Regions from separate parts of the Homo sapiens genome. Here region 2 is linked to region 1. A link is a contact called in ENCODE Hi-C or POLR2A ChIA-PET data. All regions are on one chromosome and are shown on one strand. Each heading gives the region's core, a stretch centred on a gene start or an enhancer-like site at or near the end of the contact. The rest is flanking DNA. Distances are from core to core; before and after follow the strand shown.

What was found. A loop is a pair of places that touch in the nucleus more often than their neighbours do. ChIA-PET counts read pairs that join two places held with the same protein, here RNA polymerase II (POLR2A). Pooled maps may share reads with other maps.
Region 2: a loop to region 1 is called in a map of B cell, with 30 times the contacts of the local background. The contact joins the promoter of OR52E5 here to the promoter of TRIM5 in region 1. A Hi-C loop is called at or near these places in 3 of 168 maps with a recorded cell type or tissue (B cell, K562 and naive thymus-derived CD4-positive, alpha-beta T cell), 7 of 37 single-sample maps with no recorded cell type and 12 of 50 pooled maps. POLR2A ChIA-PET finds 5 or more read pairs at or near these places in 2 of 52 experiments (WTC11 and activated naive CD4-positive, alpha-beta T cell).

What each region holds. Positions count from the first base shown.
Region 1 is chr11:5,681,411-5,687,927 of GRCh38, forward strand. It overlaps TRIM5 (tripartite motif containing 5), which reads right to left and starts at 3,664. Exons shown (of 8, transcript NM_033034.3): 1 at 3,458-3,664. RefSeq lists an enhancer at 3,422-3,671.
Region 2 is chr11:5,890,481-5,896,997 of GRCh38, forward strand. It overlaps OR52E5 (olfactory receptor family 52 subfamily E member 5), which reads left to right and starts at 2,728. Exons shown (of 3, transcript NM_001005166.5): 1 at 2,728-2,790; 2 at 5,152-5,233. The region is part of intron 2 of LOC112268071 (a long non-coding RNA gene); the gene reads right to left.

The DNA.
Region 1 (6,517 bases), core at 2,414-4,913:
AGGTGTGCATTATTCATCTAAAAACATAAGTGATTAACTTCTTCAAATCTATAACTAAGGTCTGAGTTTTAAGACCTTCCTCTGGTGCCTCAGTAAATTTACCTAATCTAGATGGGTCCGGGTGCTGGGGTGATTACCCTTATCTTGTCTCTCCTGCTAAATCATTAAGGTTTGCGGAGTTCCTTCAGACCCTCAATAAACTTGTTTGTGGAGGCCTGGGAGTTCCTTCAGACCCCCATAAAACTTGTTTAATCCTAAACAGGTCCTAATCGATTCCTTCGTTATCTTGTCATGCTTCAAGGCCCAGGAAAGGCCTGGGCAAAACTCTCAGTGGGCTTCTGTTACATTCCAGCCTTTGTATAAGGGCACTGGCTCTATCAGCTTTTAATATTTTTTTTTCTTTTTTGAGACGGAGTCTTGCTCTGTCGCCCAGGCTGGAGTGCAATGGCACAATCTCGGCTCACCACAACCTCTGCCTCCCAGGTTCCAGTGACTCCTCTGCCCCAGCCTCCCGAGCAGCTGGGACCACAGGCACGCACCACCACACCCGGCTAATTTTTGTATTTTTGGTACAGATGGGGTTTCACCATATTGGCCAGTCTGGTCTCCAACTCCTGACCTTGTGATCCACCTGCCTCGGCCTCCTAAAGTGCTGGGATTACAGGCGTGAGCCACCGTGCCCGGCTTCAGCTTTTAATATTTAACTTAACCAGACGGGTGTGGTGGCTCACGCTTGTAATCCTAGTACTTTGGGAGGCCAAGGCAGGCGGATCACCTGAGGCTGGGAGTTCAAGACCAGCCTGGCCAACATGGTGAAATTCTGTCTCTACTAAAAATACAAAATGAGCTGAGCTTGGTGACAGGTGCCTGTAATCCCAGCTACTTGGGTATTCTTTCCACATGCTTCTCCTGCTCTTCGTATCTCACCTAAGCTCTGCTTTTGGGGGGCAGATACGGCCCACGGAGAGGGAGGAGCAAGGTTAATGATTTTTAAGAAAATCCAGTAGTTCCCTGAGTCTGGACTTGGTGCCCTAGTAGAGGCAAACAGATGCTGTCACCAGGGAAGCCCTGATGAAATGACTGGGAAAGTTATTTTTCTTAACGTTTTTCTTTATTCCCTTTATGTATAGACAAAGTTGCTTAAGAAGAAGCCAGACTGCCCAGCATGGTCCAGATCTTGACCCCTGACCAGATCCAAGGGGGAAATTAGACCCCCGAACCAGCGTATATACTGGAACTGACAATCCCTAATTGCCTTTAGATCATTAACATATCACTAGAGTGTTAAGTTACCCCCTCCCCCACACGACACCAAACAAGAAAATCTCCACCATTTTGTGTGCCTGGGTTGTATTGAGAGGTGACAGCATGCTGGCAGTCCTTGCAGCCCTCACTCGCTCTTGGCGCCTCCTCTGCCTGGGCTCCCACTTTGGCGGCACTTGAGGAGCTCTTCAGCCCACCGCTGCACTGTGGGAGCCCCTTTCTGGGCTGGCCAAGGCCGGAGCTGGCTCCCTCAGCTTGCAGGGAGGTGTGGAGGGAGAGGGGCGAGCGGGAACCGGGGCTGCGCGCCGCGCTTGTGGGCCAGCTGGAGTTCCGGGTGGGCGTGGGCTTGGTGGGCCCCGCACTCGGAGTGGCCGGCCGGCCCCGCTGCCCCGGGCAGTGAGCGGCTTAGCACCTGGGCCAGCAGCTGCTGTGCTCAATTTCTCGCCGGGCCTTAGCTGCCTCCCCGCGGGGCAGAGCTCAGGACCTGCAGCCCACCATGCCTGAGCCTCCCCACGACCCCTTGGGCTCCTGTGCTGCGCGAGCGTCCCTGACGAGCACCGCCCCCTGCTCCACGGCGCCCAGTCCCATCACCACCCAAGGGCTGAGGAGTGCAGGTGCGTGGCATGGCACAGGACTGGCAGGCAGCTCCACCTGCGGCCCGGTGCAGGATCCACTGCGTGAAGCCAGTGGGGTTCCTGAGTCTGGTGGGGACTTGCAGAACCTTTATGTTTAGCTAAGGGATTGTAAATGCACCAATCAGCACCCTGTGTCTAGCTCAGGGTTTGTGAATGCACCAATCGACACTCTATATCTAGCTACTCTGGTGGGGACTTGGAGAAACTTTATGTCTAGCGAAGGGATTGTAAATACACCAATCGGCACTCTGTATCTAGCTCAAGGTTTGTAAACACACCAATCAGCACCCTGTGTCTAGCTCGGGGTTTGTGAATGCACCAATCGACACTCTGTATCTAGCTACTCTGGTGGGGATGTGGAGAATCTTTGTGTCTACACTCTGTATCTAGCTAATCTAGTGGGGACTGGAGAACTTTTGTGTCTAGCTCAGGGATTGTAAATGCACCAATCAGTGCCCTGTCAAAACAGACCACTCGGCTCTCTGTAAAATGGACCAATCAGGAGGATGTGGGTGGGGCCAGATAAGAGAATAAAAGCAGGCTGCCTGAGCCAGCAGTGGCAACCTGCGCTGGTCCCCTTCCACACTATGGACGCTTTGTTATTTTCCTCTTTGCAATAAATCTTAATACTGCTCACTCTTTGGGTCCACACTGCCTTTATGAGCTGTAACACTCACCGCGAAGGTCTGCAGCTTCCCTCCTGAGCCAGCGAGACCACGAACCCACCAGAAAGAAGAAACTCTGAACACATCCGAACATCAGAAGGAAGAAACTCCGGACATGCCGCCTTTAAGAACTGTAACACTCACTGCAAGCGTCCGCGGCTTCATTCTTGAAGTCAGTGAGACCAAGAACCCACCAATTCCGGACACAGTATGAAGACATGTGTTTATAAACAGAGGTGGCACAACTGGAGTTCCACCCTATAGGCTAACACTCCTTTCTCTCCCCGTACTCAGTTCTTTTAAAGCCAATGCTTTCCACTGTTTTGGGGGAGGGGGCTTTAGAGAAGGAGCTCTCTTACTCTCCACTCCTAGCAAGAAATAAAACCTGCTTGCCTTTTTTCCCATTATCTTTGTAACCAATATGAACTAGGGAAAGAACTCCATTTACAGTGACAATGACAGGACTACAGAACTGGACAGCTGTCACACCATGAAGGCTGATGTCACAGAGCCAGGCCAAGGTGATGAGAACTGACCTGTAGAGTTATGCAGAAACACTACATTAGTAAACTAATAGGCATTAAATCATTAGGATTCCAAGGCCCCTGTCTTTGCCCTTGTTGTTGGGAGAAGACACTGAAAGAGAGAATTCTGGCTCTCTACAGCAAAGTTCAATTAAAAAGTATAGAGTAGGGAGGGGATGGGGAGAGAGTCAGCATGGAAAAATAACCAGCCTTCGGGAAACAAAGCCCTTCACTTTAAAGCTCTCCCTTCTTTCAAATCTGCCTGCCCGCCAGGCGGCTCTGTTCCCCTCAGTCAGCTCTGGCAGCAAGAAGTCTGTGAACTGTGTCTTTTCCCCACCCCCGCACAGCTTTTCAGATAAGTTAAACTCACCAAGGTAAATACAGTTTTGTCCCAAAGACTTCCTACTTCTGCCCTCCACAAAATCACTCAATACACCTTCAGACACCAGTGCAGAAGTGGTGATTCTGGGGAGAAGAGTGAAGACAGGCCAGGGAAGACGTGGTTAGGATTCACTCACCAATCCACGGGCCTGATCTGCACAAAGGAATTTTCCTAGAGGAACCGCAGGAAATTCTTGCTCACACTCAGGGCAGGAAAGTGAAAGATAAACTATGGGCCAATGGCATTTCTCCACGTAGGGCCTGGTGAGTCCCGCCCTCTGAATGAATCAGCCGGGCCGTGTAGCTGTGCTGTTCACAGGAGGAGCCGTGGGAACTAGAGGCATTCCCACTCAATCTCCCTTTTCTCTTGAGTCTCAGGATCTTGTTATCATGCCACTTCTTCTGACATAGTTTCAGATTAACCCAGCCAAGTATTAAAAATTAGAAAAGGTGCCCTTTTTCGAAATTCTTCCAATGTGCTCCTCTTGCTCCTGATCTCACAGCTGAGTTCTGCTTCTGGGTGACAGATATGGCCCAAAGAGAAGGAAGAACAAAGTTAATGATTTTTAGAGAATTGCAGTAGATTTCTGGTCTGGACTTAAAAATCTTATAGGACCTATGAACAGAAAAGGAGCTGCAGGTAGGAGAGATGTCATATTATTAAGACTCCGAAACCCAGAGAGGACAGGATGCTAGAAATTTATCTGGAGAGGGCCGGGCGCGGTGGCTCACGCCTGTAATGCCAGCACTTTGGGAGGCTGAGGCGGGCGGATCACAACGTCAGGAGATCGAGACCATCCTGGCTAACACGGTGAAAACCCATCTCTAATAAAATAAAATAAAATAAAATAAAATAAAAAATTAGCCGGGCATGGTGGCGGGTGCCTGTGGTCCCAGCTATTCCGGAGGCTGAGGCAGCAAAATGGCGTGAACCCGGGAGGCGGAGCTTGCAGTGAGCAGAGATCGCGCCACTGCACTCCAGCCTGGGCGACAGAGTGAGACTCCGTCTCAAAAAAAAAAAAAAAAAAAAAAAAAAAAAGAAGTTTATCTGGAGAGCGATAAAGAAATACCACATTATTTCTTTCAACTATTCACTTTCAAAGAACTCTCCAACTTCCCGCTGTTGTCTTTTCCAAAGTATCTATTGCATCCCTGAGCAGGGCCAGGCCTTCCTCTCTCTTCTCTTCTGGTTACTATGCAAAACTGGTCCAAAAGGCTGAACTGTGGTCCATGTACCATAGCCTCCCTTCTAAGCTTTCCCTTACTGGAACATCTCAGGAAGTCCACACTGGAACTAGGATCATTGGTAGAGAGGAGTATTTAGTTTGAAAATGAAAATGCCTCAGGAGAAGGCAATGGGGAGCACTGCAGTGGGCAGCCTGTTATCACTTAATTCCATCATCAGTAACCTCATACCCCCTCCACACTGTACCCCCGCAGCTTTCTGTTTCATGAAATCAGGTAGGGGGCTTTTGCATTTTGTTCTTTATTGTCTCAGATTTACTAGAATATGGTGTATATAAGGAGTAATATTTAAATAGATATGAAGATATATAGCTATTAATCTAATTTTAATTGAATATCTTGATGTCACATTTCTGTTCTATTCTTGCTGTAAAGATAACTGCTGTGTCACCTAGTTTAATTCAAATATTCTTCTGGCATTAGTAATAATTATGTGGCAGTAATAATTATAGTAATAATTATAATAATTAGTATTATTAATAATTACAATTATTAATAGTTACAATTATAATTAATATTACTAATTGTTATTTAGTAATAATTATGTGGCATTAGTAATAATTATGTAATGATTACATTTGCAGTGGCTCACACCTGTAATCCTCGCACTTCGGGAGACCAAGGCGGGTGGATCACTTGAGGTCAGGAATTTGAGACCAGCCTGACCAACATGGTGAAACCTCATCTCTACGAAAAATACAAAAATTAGCCAGGTGTAATGGCAGATGCCTGTAATCCCAGCTACTCAGGAGGGTGAGGAAGGAGAATTGCGTGAACCCGGGAGGTGGAGGTTGAAGTGAGCCGAGATCATGCCACTGCACTCCAGCCTGGGCAATAGAGTGAGACTCTGTCTCAAAAAAAAAAAAAAAAAAAAAAAAAAAAAAAAAAAAAAAAAGTAATTATGTAAATTTTTAAACAAATTTTAAACGATTTTTTAAAATATCCTCTCTGTTTTCTTCCTAAGTATTATTCAGACTCTAACCATATTTACTCTTATTTTGCTCTTTTTCTTGAAGAGAAAAATGTTAAATATCCATGGACCCAAAGGTAGAGATATTTCATTTGATTCCTTTTCAAGCAGGAAAGCAGGATATATAAGGTTTACAGGCTGGGCGCGGTGGCTCACGCCTGTAATCCCAGCACTTTGGGAGGCCAAGGTGGGTGGATCATGAGGTCAGGAGATTGAGACCATCCTGGCTAACAAGGTGAAACCCCGTCTCTACTAAAAATACAAAAAATTAGCCAGGCGCGGTGGCGGGCGCCTGTAGTCCCAGCTACTCGGGAGGCTGAGGCAGGAGAATGGCGTGAACCCGGGAAGCGGAGCTTGCAGTGAGCCGAGATCGCACCACTGCAGTCCGCAGTCCGGCCTGGGCGACAGAGCGAGACTCCGTCTCAAAAAAAAAAAAAAAAAAAAGGGTTTACAGAGAAAACACAGAGCTCCAACAATAATATATTTTTTCTACAATTTAGAACATAGGTTAGAATATGGAGCCTGCCAACATGCTCTACTCTGGTGATAAACTGTGTGTGGTGCATTCAGTTTTTCTATTGGCCCACGTTTTCTGGTATCTTGTCAGGACCTAATATTACTACTGTTTTCTCTCAGCTGCAATTAATACTTCATGAGATAAATCAGACCAGGATGAAAGTTCACTTCAGATGTTCAAAGCCAGACGAGAATAAAAGGATGGCTATGAGATCTATGGAAGTGCTGAGAAGGGAAGAAATAATGGACAGAGAACAGGTCTCTGGATAAATGAGTTCATTCACTTTGTCCATTGTGGTTGACACTCGGACTCCACTC
Region 2 (6,517 bases), core at 1,478-3,977, 210 kb after region 1:
TAGGACACAGAGTATAGAATGGACCTAGAGAGGCCGAAAGGAGATCTCCAGCACATTGGCCCACATAAACAAAGGGCTGGAGGAAAATTCTGAACAAACATGAGGCGGCCAATATTTTTATATATTCTCCTTTCAATTACTATTGTGTGCTATTTATTTCAGTATTTATTTATTTGTAGCATTAGATACTCTCCTTTTTGTTCTCAGAATCCTCTTAGAATCATTTTGAATTTTTTTGTATTCTTTTAGACAGCCCAAGAATTATAATGCTGATAAAAAATCATTTGGACTAATATACTGTGAAATATAATCTAGTATGTTTGCACTGAGAATTGAAATGAGAATAAAAAAGTAATGGAATAATCACCAGGCATATTCTTAGTTTTCTCATAATTTTAGAGTATTCTCTCTGTAAGGCCAAAAGTAAAATGAAAGAACATTTTATATGCTAGGGGTATTCTTCTATGTGGTTTATAAGATTCATGGGTATTAAGGAAAACTTTGGGCTTTCCAAAGCTTTAATTAATATTGTAATTCAAAAAGATCAATATGATAATGCATAGTAAGATATATCCAATTTTATAGGAAACATTAGAAATAATCAAGAAAAGTCACTAACTTTTCATCCTTTACATTCTTTTATTGTAAAAGAAATCAAAGCTCCCTGAAGAAATGATTTTGAACTCAGAGGTATACAAATAGAGATATAACAAAAATATCTTGAAAACTTAGTTAGCACAATAGCTCATGTTCAAGAAATGTAGCTGATTTGACTTTCACGTATACATAATGCTCAAATGGCACTTGCTGATTTAGCCTGTATTTAATGAGCATCTAATTATTATGTTGTCTAATTCATATCAGGAGCTCAATAAAAGAAGGTTGAATCAAGGAACATTGGCTTGTAGGATGAGCATGACTGACATCTAGTGGTAAAAATAAATACTTTTTTGTAAAATTTATTTATTTATTTTGTAATTTCAACTCTTAGATTTAGGGGCTACATGTGTGGGTTTGTGACATGGGTAGATTGTGTGATTCTGAAGTTTGGGGTATGAATGATCCCATCACCCACTGATATGGTTAGGCTCTGTGTTCCCACCCAAATCTCATCTTGAATTGTCCGCATAATCCCCACATTAGGGTTGGGACCTGTTGGGAGGTGATTGGATTGCAGGGTTGGTTTCCCCCATGCTGTTCTCATGATAGTGAGTTATCATGAGATCTGATGTTTTTTTAAGTGTTTGACAGCTCCCCCTGCACGGGCATTCTCTTTCTCTCTCACCTGCTGCCCTGTAAGATGTGCCTCTTCCCCTTCCGCCATGACTGTTAAGTTTACTGAGGCCTTCCCAGCCATGTGGAACTGTAAGTCAATTAAATCTCTTTTCTTTATAAATGACCCAGCCTCAGATATTTACTTATAGCAACGTGAAAATGAACTAATATACGCAGGTGGTAAGCATATTACCCTATAAGTAGTTTTTCAACCCTTGTCCTCGGCCTCTCTCCCACCTTTAGTAGTCCCCAGTGTCTGCTGTTCCCATCTTTATGTCCATGTGTACCAATAAATACATTTCCTGAACAAATAAATGACAGTCATTTAAATGAACAATCTAATGAACTAAAAAGGTAAATAACTTTTTCTACTGAATATTTATTTATGTTATTGAACACCAAAAATTCTACTTCAAATAAGGAATAGAAATAATGTCCATTTAATAATATTTAGATATATTGTCAAACACTCTGCTGTTCTAGTCAAATGCATGATCTCACTTACTCTGAAAAAAAAAGTGTGAAATGTGTTTTGTCATTTCCGTCAGCCTTGTGAATCTATAAGAAGGAACAAGAAGCTGATAGAGGTTAAGAAATGTTTTCCCAGCTACAGAATCTAAGAAAAAAATATTTAAATTTATGTTGCCTAACTCCAAAGTGTTAACTTCAGAGATAATGTTGTAAAAGATTTGTGAAAATGCATAGCCAGTGTTAATGTATTAATTAATTTCTAACAAGTAAGTGTTGAGCACCTTCCAGACATTACCTTATTATACTGTTACAATATTGATATAATTTTTTCTCATTTTCCATTTGAGAAAACCAAGACTTAGAATGGCAAATGTAATTGAACAAGATCACAGAATAAGAGAATCAAAAGATCATGTTCTTAATCTGTAGGTTAAACTGCTTTTCTTTCTGTATATATATATATTCATTTTGATATTTCTATTAATATTATGTATCGTGTTAGATGCATTACACACTCACAAAAATCATGGAATGTAATTCTTGTAACAGATATATCTCATGAATTGGAAACTGAAGTTAGAATTCTATCTCTGCCATTTATTAATGTACATATATTTCAGAGATGACTTTAAGGCGATGCTGGGTTCCTTCTTACAGGGCTCTTTTCTTGCCTCTCTGTCAAGAGTAACTAATCACCTGATACCACAGTCAGATTTAAGGTGTAAGTGTGAGGTCATTATGCCTCTAACTGAATAGACCCCTGGGACCTGTGCAGGGAATGTACCCACTAGAGGATGCACAGATCATCAGCAAGCAGAAGGTATCTCTGACAAGATAACCTAGAGCCCTATCCTCAGGAGTAGGGAAATTTTCTGTTTTCTCTCCAGGTCCAGTGACACAGCCCACACTTTAGGGAAGCCCTTCCCAGGGGACAAGAATTCTCATATAACTCCTTGGCTCTGAATAGTAAGAACTATGTCGCATACAGGTTGCAGTCTGGGGTATCCGGTCCTTCACAGACAATTTCTCAGATGCGGGGCAGAGGTAGGTGAGTCAGCTCCTGGTTATGCTGAAAGAGGGTCCTCAATGACAGTAACTAAAGTGATTTGTGGGATGATGGAGCTCCAGTGACTCGGCCAGAGTCTCTGTAGATAGGGCCATCTTCTAAGGAAGTAGCAAGAGAAAGAGATAGTAGTTAAGAAAAACCCAAATTCATAGCTGTAGTCAAGAACAGACTATTACTTAAGGACATGATAAAGGAAGAAAAGCAGTAAACAAACTTCAAAGAGCATTCTGAGAGTTAAAGGAAAAGAGAAGGATAAGTGTTTTAAAATTAAAAAAAAAAGAGCATTTCATGAAGATGAGAAGGATGTTAACAGATCATTCCCTGGTTATAGCTGTGTGGTCTGCTTTTCAAGACCTATGCACCTATGACTAGTTGTTAGGAATCTCAGATGCTGAAACCTCAAATTTTCACCCGTCCCTGGAATTGCCCTCAGATCCAAGGAACTGCCTCATCTGAGGTCATGTCGCATCACACAGTGTGGCCCATTGCCAACAACTAGATAATATAGAAATACAAAAAAAATAAAAAAGGCTTACTTTTTTTGTGTGTGTGGGACAACTTAGAGAGATCAAACCATCTCCAGAGCTTCATATCGTATCATTTGAGGCTTCAGATGTAACTACATGATAAAGAAGTTTGTCTTCTGATCCAATCCTACCTTCCTGGCTTCTTTATAAGCATATTTTCCCAGAGCCTTTCTCAAAAATCTTTCTGCCCGCCATTCTCTATCTCAGATATGTTTTTAGGAATTCAATCTAAAATACTATATATAACAATAGGGAAGATTATTATTTGCACTCAACTTTCAATAGCCATTTGTGGATCCTGGCATTAAAAAAATCATGTTATCATGGAGATAAATATGACACTAGTTTTGCCTTCAAAGAAATTATAACCTAGTGGTAGATATTCGCCAGTGGTTCTCAAATTGGAATAAGCATCAGAATCACCTGGAGGGCTTTTTAACAGATTACTGGACCCCTCTTCAAGAGCTTCTGATTAAGGTGGTCTTAGTTAGTGTCCAAGAAATGTCATTTATAACAAGTTACCAGGTGATGCTGATGCTATTGGTCCAGGGAACTCATTTTGAAAACCGCTGATAACTCACGTAACAGAAAGATAGATTGGCCTTTGGAAAAATAGGAAAAAAAAGAATGGATAATCTTGAAATAAGCAGATTGAGGCAGGCTATGTAGATTGTATGTTAATAAATCTAGGCTATGTACTATAGTGGTGACTAAAGCTAGACAGGAAAGTCTCCTCATAAGAGGAAATATGAAGAAAGACATAGAGAAGAAAGCATGCAGAAAGTTTGAAGTGCAGTTTGACTGCAGTGTGGAGATGATAATACTGTAAAGATAGGTTAAAATTAATGTTTAAGATTCTTCACTGCATTTTATGGAATAAAGACTTTTTTCATAAGGATATGGAGCACTACTGAAATTTTATTCTTATGGCTCAGGGGTCGGTGCCCTTTTTCTATAAAGAGAGAGAGAGTTAATATTTTTAATATTTTCCTGCCATGAGATCTCAGTCACAACTCCTCAGATCTTCCATTGTAGATTAAAAGCAGCCACAGACAATACATAAATGAATGAGAATAATTTTGCCCCAATAAAATTTAATTTACAAAAACAAATGGTGGGCCAGATTTGGTCCATGGGCCATAGTTTGTGTTCTCAGAAAATACTTATGATAATCTGATTTCAAAAATTATTTTAATTGCGGACTCAATGTAAAGAAAAGATTGCTTTAGACTTTGAGTGTAGAAATGTTTTACTTCACTGACAAGAGAACCACTACACATTTTTTTCAGTTGTTGTGTTTAATTATGAAAAGATTGCTAAGGCCATGGTGAATTAAATGGCTGTGACAATGTCAGGAAATTCAAAGTCCTACACCAAAATTACTTTAAGTGAACAATACAATTCTCCAAAGCTAATATTTTAGAAAATAAAATTCTTGTAACAAGCACTGTCTTAAGGTGAAAAATAATAGCTGTTGGATTTGAAATTGCATATCACAAAAGAAAAGCTGGATTTATATTCACAGGAAACAGTGAAAATATAAAATTAAACATAAATTTTGTTCCTTTGGCTGATTTTTCTCCATTGCACTCTTAATTCTACCAAATTTAGGTATTCTTTATTCTTCCTTATTTCAGTGACAGATTAAATAATTTAGCTCTGTACTTTAATTTTTCTGCAAACAAAATTCTCTATAGCTTATTCATTAATACAATTAATCATATTGTGATATATAACCTCTATTTTTTAATCTTTGTAAATAGCCATGAATAAATTTAATGTTTTAAGCTAATCATTGTATTCCACCATTAGCAGGATGATCATCTTATTGGCATTTATGGTTGACCCCTGCGGAAGCATTACATTGGAGGAAACACAATAACTGAAAAACCAAGTAAGACAATTTGGTAATAATTCAGATGAACAATGTTAGTCTATGTATATCAGTGAAAACAGAAATAGGCCAGGTGTGGCGGCTTACGCCTGTAATCCCACCACTTTGATAGGCTGAGGCAGGCAGATCAGCTGAGGTCATGAGTTCAAGGCCAGCCTGGCCTTGTCTCTACTAAAAATACAAAAATTAGCCGGGCGTGGTGGTGGGCACCTGTAATCCTAGCTACTCAGGAAGGTGAGGCAGGAGAATCGCTTCTACCCAAGTGGTGGAGGTTGCAGTGAGCTGAGATTGTGCCAGTGTACTCCAGCCTGGGAAACAGAGAGAGACTCCATCTCAAAAAGAAGAAAGAAAAAGAAAGAAAAGAAAAGTAGAAAAACTAAAATGTAGGTAGGAATATAAATAGAGATTTTAAAAACAGAACAGGGTATAATAATCAGAGAAGACTTTGGGAGGCTGAGGCGAGCAGATCACGAGGTCAGGAGATCAAGACATCAAGACCATCCTGGCTAACATGGTGAAACCTCGTCTCTACTAAAAAAAAAAAAAAAAAAAAAAAAATTAGCCGGGCGTGGTGGCAGGCACCTGTAGTCCCAGCTACTCAGGAGGCTGAGGCAGGAGAATGGCGTGAACCCGAGAGGTGGAGCTTGCAGTGAGCTGAGATAGCACCACTGCACTCCAACCTGGGCGACAGAGTGGGACACTGTGTCAAAAAAAAAAAAAAAAAATCAGAGAAGAAGAAAAAATTTGAATGAAAAATTATTCAGTTTTCAAATCTTTGTAACTGTAAGGATGTTACATATTAATAGAGATATGAAATACATTGTATGAGAAATAAGGATTTAAAGGCAGCAAGTGGTGAGTACAATAAAAAGAGAGGGTCTGGAGAAATATTTCTCCTTCTCCCTATTGAAAGTAATAATCATGATGATGATTACAGTTATTTAAAATCCATGTGGAAAGTAATCACACCACATGTCTATAACTTCTAATTTTCAGGACAGTCCCTGCATGATGTGGTGATCATGTGATTAATTTTATTACCCCCAGCTTACATATAAAAAATTACTAATAGCAGTAGCTATTGAGTAAGATATAGTTTTTAATTCCCTGGCCTGAATCTCATTTACCTCCTCTGTAAATGGGGACAGAAGTGCCAATTTCAGAACTGCTTTAATCTTTAAATAAAATCACATTTCAAAAGCACTGAAAAAATACCTGGCACATAATGTCAGCTAGACGTTTTTTCCCTCTAACATAAACTTAGTTATTATTCCTTTTAGTAAA